Regions from separate parts of the Homo sapiens genome. Here region 1 is linked to region 2. Evidence: chromatin contacts called from ENCODE Hi-C or POLR2A ChIA-PET data. All regions are on one chromosome and are shown on one strand. Each heading gives the region's core, a stretch centred on a gene start or an enhancer-like site at or near the end of the contact. The rest is flanking DNA. Distances are from core to core; before and after follow the strand shown.

Region 1 (4,822 bases), core at 1,368-3,867, 120 kb before region 2:
CAAACAATCCCATTGAAAAGTGGGCTAAGAACATGAATAGACAATTCTCAAAAAAGATATACAAATGGCCAACAAACATAAAAAAATGCTCAACATCACTAATAATCAGGGAAATGCAACTCAAAACCACAATGCAATATCACCTTACTCCTGCAAGAATGAGCATAATAAAAAAATCAAAAAACAGTAGATATTGGTGTGGATGCAGTGAACAGGGAACACTTCAACACTGTTGGTGGAAATGTAAACTAGTACTACCCCTATGGAAAACAGTGTGGAGATTCCTTAAAGAATGAAAAGTAGAAAACCATTTGATCTGGCAATCCTACTACTGGGTGCCTACCCAGAAGAAAAGAAGTCATTATACAAAAAGATACTTGCACATGCATGTTTATAGCAGCACAATTCGTAATTACAAAATCATCAGACTAACCCAAATGCCCATCAGTCAACGAGTGGATAAAGAAATTGTGGTATATTTATATGATGGAATACTACTCAGCCATAAAAAGGAATGAATTAATGCCATTCACAGCGACCTGGCTGAGATTGGAGACTATTATTCTAAGTGAAATAACTCAGGAATGGAAAACCAAACATTGTATGTCCTCACTGATATGTGGGAGCTAAGCTATGAGGATGCAAAGGCATAAGAATGATACAATGGACTTTGGGGGAAGAGTGGGATGGGGCGAGGGATAAAAGACTACAAACATAGTGCAGTATATACTGCTTGGGTGATGGATGCACCAAAATCTCACAAATCACCACTAAAGAACTTACTCATGTAACCAAATACCACCTGCACCCCAATAACTTGTAATATATATATATATTTTATATATATTTGTATATATATGTAATATATATGTAATATATAAATTATATATAATATATATCATATAAATATTAAATATATATTATTAAATATATATAATATATTTATATATCTGTTTTATATATATATATAAATAAAAGAAAATGCCCTTTGTTTGGAGATGAGTGATCCTACCTCTCTAATGCTGTCTCTGAACCCGAGTCAATTTTTAACTTCAAAATGAAGTTCAGAGCCTGCTTCACTGGAAATTCACATCTTGTCCATCAGCTCCTTCAAACTAAAATTGATACTGATCTTGACTTGTTTGCTTTAAAGCCCCTTTAGAATTGTTTTCCTCAGTTGCTTTTCATTCTGCTTCTTTTTAACTTTAAATTTGGCACCTCCTTCTTGACTTGATTCATGCTTTCTTTGCATAGAGTTCACCACGGTCTTCCTCCACCAGGGTCATGATAGTGCTGGAAATAGAGTCCTTGTCTTTATTGAGGAGGAAAAGTAGGCATCAGCTAAGTACTCCCTACAAAGTCATCCTACAAAGTCATCTTGTAGGATGACAGATTGTGATCAGAGTTAAGAAGGAGATTTACAGATGCTGTTTGAGGGAGTGACAGGGTAATCTGAGTAAGTCTGGAAATTAGGGAAGAGAGTAAGCATGAGCTGAGATTTGAAGGATAAGAAGCAGTTAACTTTTACAGAGACCAGTGGGAAGAGCATTCCAGGAAGCTGGAATGGAATGTGCAATGGTCTTGTGGCAAGAAGAATCACATGCATTAGACAATCAGAAGAAAAGACCAGCAGAAAAGACTGAATTGTGGAGAATGGGTTTGTGAGTGCCTGAGAGATGATACTGGTGCCAAATCAGGTAGGACCTTTTCGGCCATGCTAAGAAGGCTGACCTCAGGAAGCACGTGTGATCTTTATCCCAAAGATAATAGGATAGTATTAAATTAATTTAAGCTTGTCATGATTAGAATTGCCATGTATATAGAACAGATTGAGGATAGGGGAAAGGGACCCAGGGACGGATGCAGGGAAATCAATTAGGAGGCAAGAGATACAGAAGGCACAGTAACCACTTTTGAGGTTCTCTGAGTTTATATGGGAAAATTATTAGCAATTAATAAAGCAAGACTGCACTTCTCCCACTCACAAGGAAAGATTAAATGATCTGTAGTAATAGAAATCACTATCTCCAACATCAACTACAAAGTTAACTTTTTATGTATTTTCCTAGTAATTTTTCCCTTCTGTATGACAGAAATAACCCCTTCCTTAATGTCCACACCTAAATATTAAAGTATAATTACACAACGATCATAAGAGAAAATGCCATAAAAATATGTGACATTGCTGCTGCCTGTGATGACATTTCAAATTGGAGCCTGCACTGGAGATAGTAACATATTTAGGGAAACTATGTACAAAAGCAAGCTGGAAACTATTGTGTCTGTGTTCTCTTAAATGCAGCAACAACAGTAATAATGGTCTCTATAATGCCACACCTGAAAGAGAAATTTGGGGAAATAGCCAACCTTGGCTAGGAAGCAAATTGTAGAGGGTGGTACAGTCAGTTTGTCCAAGGCTGTGGAAGACTGGCTCCTGGCTGCCCACAATCTCATAGTCACATGTTGCTTCAGGCTTCAACAAGCTTAGTACAGTCATAGGCAGGAAATAGCAAAGTCAAAGGGATTAAGTGACTCTGCTGCCTGCATGTGTGTTGGCCCTATAGCAGACTCAGGAGCTGCCAACTGGCACTCGAGCTGCAGCTTCCATCTTAAAGAGAAGCAAGCTGTCCCCTTACACAAACCCAAATTTCCCGCTTCTGAATTAACCTGTCCTGGAAAGCCATCCTTGGCTTTGCAAACATTGGTAAAAACACAGCCCATCTTTTCTCCTCTCCCCACTGTGCATCTGCAAATCCCTACTGGGCACAAATGCAAAACAGTTGCCAATGTCCTTTTTGGGATTTGTAGGGCAAGCAGCCAACTGGCTGCCTGTAGGTTATTCACACTGCAATAGGGAACAAATTTCTTGCTGCAATTATCCCTAAAGTTCTACTGTTTACCCCAGGAATAAACTAATTGCTGCTGTAAAACACTGTTTCCCACACTGTCCGGCACACATCTGTAAATTCCAAGAGGAATGAGGGTGAGCAGGTTACCAGTTCAACACTTTTGGGAAGGAATGGAGATTGGCCAACTGGAATTCAGCTTATTATTCATGGTGGAATAGAATTTGAGCTTCTTATTGCAAATACTCTTGCATGTTTCAGTGCTTACCTGTGTACTTAACCCAACTTGGATCTCAATTTGTAATATGCCCTTGTTTACTACTGGCTGTGAACTGGAGGAAATGAAAAATAAAGACAATATGCACACCTCGAATATTTACTGAATACCTGCTAAATGCCAAGTAGTGTGTTTGGTGCTGAAAATTGTCCACGGGAATTTTATATTACTTAAAGAATTCAGTAAGGTATACTTTTTCCATCACCATCAACTATTTGACTTGTAAGTGGAGATTTCATTCCAAATAGCTTTTCAACTTCCCTTCACTAAGCTTCAGTCATCAAGCTTGGTGGTCTTCTTATTCCCAGCCAACATTTCATACAGTGTTTACTGAAACCACCTTCTGAAGTAGCTCGCCTTTAGAATGCTTATGCTTCTGTCCCTTTAAATAGACTATTGTTTTTGCCTGGAATACCCTTCTCCTGCCTCTCTGACCATGAAAAGCCTACAAATCTTTGTAGACCCATCTCAAGTATGAGGAGGCAGGGAGAGACACTGATATCCCTTAAGGGTGTGGTAAGAAATTTCACAGGCAAAGACTAAAATGAATACAGAGTTGCAAAGATTGGAACTGGGAAGCCCCTTAGGAATCTATATTTTTAAATATGCCTTTCAAATATTGTGATCTGTTTCTCATCTGCTTTCTGTCTGCCTCTCTTCTGATTCTTCTTTTAGCTGACCAACCACCTCTGATTGCACAGTGTCCAACATAAACAATAGCCTCATGGCTTTATCATCTTCAAGGCTCAGTGATCACCATTAATGATTACATTCTCTGTGTTGTTTAACTAATGTTTAAGGGAGATTCTAATGTGTTCCTGGTCTATAATGGCTCCAGCCTGGACCAGTGTCTCACCCTGGATGAATTGCCTATGTCTGGGAAACTGGGTTCCATGGTACTAGCCAGCTAAAGCTGTCATTTCAGTGAGACCACAGACAGGTTCACGGAGGAAGATTTTGTGAGCAACGCAGAAAACAGTCTGTTGTGTAACTTACCACACTTATGTTGTCACTAATGGATGTGTCTTTCTTCCCCCCACACACACTCCAATCTATTATGCTATAGATGCCTCTCCAGAGCCATATGTTATTTTTCTGCTACAATATCACTTGGCAGAGTCCTTGGCAAATAAATAGATTTTCAATCAACATGTGTTGAGTAAGCCTTTTAAAAATATAAATTGGATTAAGTTGCTCTTTTTCTTAAAAACTTCAGCGACTTCCTACTGTATCTAAAATAAAATTCAAATTTCTTTCCATGACCCCAAAGGCCCTGCAGGTTCTGATCCCTCCTACCTCTCCAAGTTAGTCAGGTGCATCTCCCCTACCTCTCCAAGTTAGTCAGGTGCATCTCACCTCTTCATTCTCAGTGGTCCCACTAACGGAATTTTTTTCCTTTTATTTCCTCTAACACATAAAAATTGTTCCAGGCTCAGCACCTTGACAAATATTGCTCCCTCTGTCTGGGATGTGGTTCTGATCTTCTCAGGGCTGGCGCCCTCTCAGTTCCCCTTTGGGATGCAGCTTAAATTTTATATCACCAGAAAACCCTTTCCTGACTCTCCATGTTTCCAACACCATTCTCTATCATTCTGCTCTGTTGGGTTTGTTCAAAGTGTCTATCACAATTTTGGATGGTTAGTTCACTTATTTACTATCTTTACCCTAGGTTAGACCATAAAGGCCACAAAGTTGAGGG
Region 2 (4,552 bases), core at 1,252-3,751:
TTCTTGACTTTGGCTGGCAGAGACAAATTCTTAGTAATCACCTATAAAACTGCTAAATTTAGATTTCTGAAGGTTTTAAACTACTGAGAGGGCAGTTGGCAAGGCTTTATTCCTGATTCTCGACTGCACTTATATATATCTAACTACTAGCACCTGCCTTGGCCTTCCTCCTTTCAATCTTGTATTAGTCTGTTCTCACGCTCCTATCAAGAAATACCTAGGCTGGGCATGGTGGCTCACACCTGTAATCCCAGCGGTTTGGGAGGCTGAAGCAGGTAGATCGCCTGAGCTCAGAAGTTTGAGACCAGGGTGAAACCCTGTCTCTACAAAAAATACAGAAATTAGTCACGCGTGGTGGTACACACCTGTGATTCCAGCTACTCTAGAGGCTGAGGTGGGAGGTTGGCTTGAGCCTGGGAGGTGAAGGTTGCAAAGAGCCAAGATCACACCACTGTACTCCAGCCTGGGTGACAGAGCCAGACTCTGTCTCAAAAACAAACAAAAAAAAAGAAATAAGAAAGAAAGAAAGGCCTGAGACTGAGTAATTTATAAAGAAAAGAGGTTTCATTGGCTCACAATTCTGCAGGCTGTACAGGAAGAATGACAGCATCTGCTTGGTTTCTAGGGAGGCCTCAGGAAACTTACAATCATGGTGGAAGGCAAAGGGGAAGCCAGCACTTCATATGTCCAGAGCAGGAGCAAGAGAGAGAGGGACGGGGGAGGTGCCACATACTTTTAAACAACCAGATCTTGTGAGAACTTACGACACAGTACCAAGAGGGGATGATACTAAAGCATTCATGAGAATTCCACCTCCATGATCCAGTCACCTCCCACCAGGCCCCACTTCCAATATTGGGGATTACAATTTAACAGGAGATTTGGGCAGGGACACAAATCCAAACCATATCAAATCTGTGATGTTGCTTTCTTACCACCTATATCACTACCTACTCACAGCTATAAATAATAGAGAAAATAATGCATTTACAATAGCATATCTCATAGTTTCTATCTGCCTGCCAATGTAATGACAAGCAACCTCAGCAGAAACTCAAAGATAGCAGAATGCAATTCTAATCAGAAAAATGCCCCTAACAGTTCAGTGGCTCACTCCAATCTGTAGCAAGCTCACTCACATAACACTCCACCCAGAGATCTCTGCAGCTGATATGGTTTGGCTCTGTGTCCCCGCCCAAATCTCACTTTGAATTGTAATAATCCTCATGTGTCAAGGGTGGGACCAGGTGGAGGGAATCGGATCATGGTGGCAGTTTCTCCCATGCTGTTCTCGTGATAATGAGTGAGTCTCAAGAGATCCGATGGTTTTATAAGCATCTGGCATTTCCCCTGCTTGCATTCATTCTCTCTGCTGCCACCCTGTGAAGAGATGCCTTCCACCATGATTGTAAGATTCCTGAGGCCTCCGCAGCCATGCAGAACTGAGTCAATTAAACCTCTTTTCTTTATAAATTACCCAGTCTTGGGTATTTCTTCATAGCAGTGTGAGAACAGACTAATACAGCAGCTGTTATCCATCAGCAACATCAGCCTTACTTAGATGGTTAAAAATAAAATGTTGTATTTGGGGTGGGGGTCAGGGTGAATGGGGAAGGCAGTGGCTAGCCCAAGGCATTTTCTTGCTCAAGGAATGATTTTTGAAGATTTACAATTGTTTCTGTTCCTCTTCACTGGTATTTTCACCAGATGGATTTTTTGCTAAATGCCGCAGAGAAAATCATTAGCCAGCTTATATCCCTTGAGTAATGGTATTTAATGGTTTTATGCAGAAAAGTTACATTAATATAAATCAGTGGTCCTCGACAGGTGGCAATCCTTCCCTATCCCAACATTTAGCAAATTCTGGAGACATTTTAGGGGCAGGAAATTCTAGCGGCATCTAGTGGCAAGGGCCAGGGATGCTACTAAATACCCTACAATGCACAAGACAGTCCCCCACAACAAGGAATAATCTGACCAGAGGTAAATCATGCCAAGGGAAGGAAACCCCAGTCACTCCATAATTTAGCTATGAATGCATGTATGCCAAAAGGGGAAGGAGCTATAATGCAATATCAAAAAAAATCACAATGTAGCAAAAAAATTAAGCTAACACGATCTTTGTCATAGAAGAAAACTTGTGACATTGGAATAGGGAGCAAAAAGCCTTTGAAACACAGTAAGGGAACTTGCATTTATAACAGGTCACAAAATTAATTCAAAAGATAACAGTGCCCTGAGCTTGCCAAGTATGCCATCGTGACTGTAGCCTCATGGATTCATAGGCACGCCTGTAAGAATACAGAAATAGGTTTATTTAATCCTGACTTTCTTTTGAGCACTGGCAACAGATGAGTTCTCTGCGCCAAATCCTGCCCATAGAAAGCTAATGGGTGTTGCACGCAGTTATCCAAGAACACAAATTGGCTTTGTGGTTTCTTGTGGCATTTGGCTAGCTGAATCAGAGGAAACAACTAGAAGCTGAGGCAGATGGTTCACAGGCAATATGCTATAATGTCTTCTTACAAATATGTAGTTATGTATTAATAGGTAACCTCTTGGGAAACATGGACAAATATATCATTTTTTGCAATTCTCAGTTTCTAATACAGCTCTGTATGTTGTTGGTGCTCAATACCACTGGTTTCATATTTGTTAACTATCTCATACTCTATTCAAACTCATATCCTCATATCTTTGGAATGTGGAAGCAGACACAAACAAGCAGCTTAGCAAGGAGCACTGACTAAATACCAAGTACTGCATCAAGGGCCAGAAACCCAGTGATAAATAAGATGAGTATGTTGTCCACCATTTCTGAGCCTATTACTCCTCTGAGTTTATTGTGGCCCTTTCTATCTAAGTGAGGCTGAAGGCCACTCCTGTAACAGAAGTAAAAGTTGAAATTCTCAACTCCATGCTTCTTCCGTGAAGCCCTCCATCAGTAACATGCTAACAGGTTGGAAAAAGAGTTGACAAATATGTACACTGGTCAGGTAGAAGAGGAGACATGGTAAAAGAGGAGTAAAGGAGAATGGTATTCTTTCTCAGGTAAAGAAACTATCTTCAACAAACTCCTTTGACAGTAGGCAAGAGGGTGTATAACATGGTATTGAGTGGAGGCAGAAATATTAACCTAAACCAGAGCTACTGGTGCTGAAACAAAGATTCTAGCAATTCTGAGACCAATGGAAAAAAAAAAATTTTATAACCCGTCTGCCAGCCTGTAAGCCTGTTTCCACTTCAGAATTAATTAGTATCAACATTTTACCAGCCAATATGTCTCAAAAAAAAAAAAAATCAACAGTGTGCTCTGCTTTTTTTCTTGTGCAATAAACCCCTAGGGATTACAGATATATTTATACCACATCTTTCAGGACAGTTGGAAATATTAACCAAAAGTACGTACCTAATGATTGTTTTCATTGTAATGCATTTGTATTATTTTCAATGAATGAAATTTATTAAATGACTATATAAATGTGATATGTCTATATATAAAACAAGTTCCATAAGCATACATAAAGCAGAAAATTTTGTCAGACTATTATATTCTGACTTAGGCATGGTCATCTTCCACTTGTAAGATTCGTATCTCCCATACATAAGCTAAATGACTCTGTAGAAGATTATCTGGTCAGAAGATGTGACTAGAAATTCATAAATGTTCTATTTCTATTAAACCTGCCTCACTGACACAGCCCACTTTTGTTCTCTCCTATTCTGCAAGACTTCGAAGGCTGGTTTAACATTCCTGTGTTCTCAGCTATATAATTCTGGTCTTTCCACCAAAGCAGTTTTATTTCCTGACAGTCACTACAGCTTATGAAAGCCAGTGCTATTGGGAAAATATTCCAAATGCACAGGTTATGTGGTTGTGGAAAATAGGCATTAATGGAAAAGGGACTGAAACCAAGTTCTCTTCCGATTGCTATTTTGGAACTTCTGGTTTTTCTGTGGAGCTCCAAGTCAGTGGTGATTGCAAAACCAAAGAGACCAAACAGAATATTCAAAAAGCAAATGACCAGGAGGAGTTTATTTAGAAAATAGATAAATACAAATTGTGCTTTATGGGTTTTCATGTTTATGTCAGAAGGAATGGGTAATGTTGGACAGTCTGAAAGTGATGCTGTGGAATTTCTGTATTTCTCTTTTGTTTCAAATCATTCTCCCTGTATCTGATACTAAACTCTTCAGAAAGGTTTCACAGCTGTGTCCTTTGGGCACAGGGCATGTTCTGACATGCAGAGGATTATCTTGTGCAGCCTGTGGCCGCCAGCGCCACCTAGCTTCTGTATACATTTCCTCAACTCAACAGTTTTCCAAATTGTTCAATTAAATGAGCCAGTCTTCCATGAGAGCTCAGTATCGGTCTCACAGATTTTGAATGATGAAATTGAGGACGCGAGTTGGAACAGCCAAACTGCTCTGAATGGTTGTCAGGTAGAAAGACATGTTCTCTAAGTCTGTGGAACTTTAGGTAGGATTGACAACAATTCTCAATGCATTCATCACCTGCCTGTCTTTTATTTGACAAACCTTTGTGTGCCAA

Evidence for each region. A loop is a pair of places that touch in the nucleus more often than their neighbours do. ChIA-PET counts read pairs that join two places held with the same protein, here RNA polymerase II (POLR2A). Pooled maps may share reads with other maps.
Region 1: a map of gastrocnemius medialis shows a loop between it and region 2 (2.1-fold over the local background). The contact joins two enhancer-like sites. A Hi-C loop is called at or near these places in 3 of 168 maps with a recorded cell type or tissue (gastrocnemius medialis, mammary epithelial cell and psoas muscle) and 8 of 50 pooled maps. POLR2A ChIA-PET finds 5 or more read pairs at or near these places in 2 of 52 experiments (AG04450 and MCF 10A).

What each region holds. Positions count from the first base shown.
Region 1 is chr17:69,731,551-69,736,372 of GRCh38, reverse strand. The region is part of intron 3 of LINC01483 (long intergenic non-protein coding RNA 1483); the gene reads right to left. Among named protein-coding and RNA genes, the nearest start is that of LINC01483, 140 kb to the right of the region's middle. Within about 2 kb of position 2,617, at least 4 of the 41 ENCODE cell types and tissues checked have a DNase peak (open chromatin) inside an H3K27ac peak, as active enhancers do; they include gastrocnemius medialis, where a contact is called at or near this core.
Region 2 is chr17:69,607,065-69,611,616 of GRCh38, reverse strand. The region is part of intron 2 of LINC01483 (long intergenic non-protein coding RNA 1483); the gene reads right to left. Among named protein-coding and RNA genes, the nearest start is that of LINC01483, 15 kb to the right of the region's middle. RefSeq lists enhancers at 4,135-4,404, 3,480-4,552. Within about 2 kb of position 2,501, at least 8 of the 41 ENCODE cell types and tissues checked have a DNase peak (open chromatin) inside an H3K27ac peak, as active enhancers do; they include gastrocnemius medialis, where a contact is called at or near this core.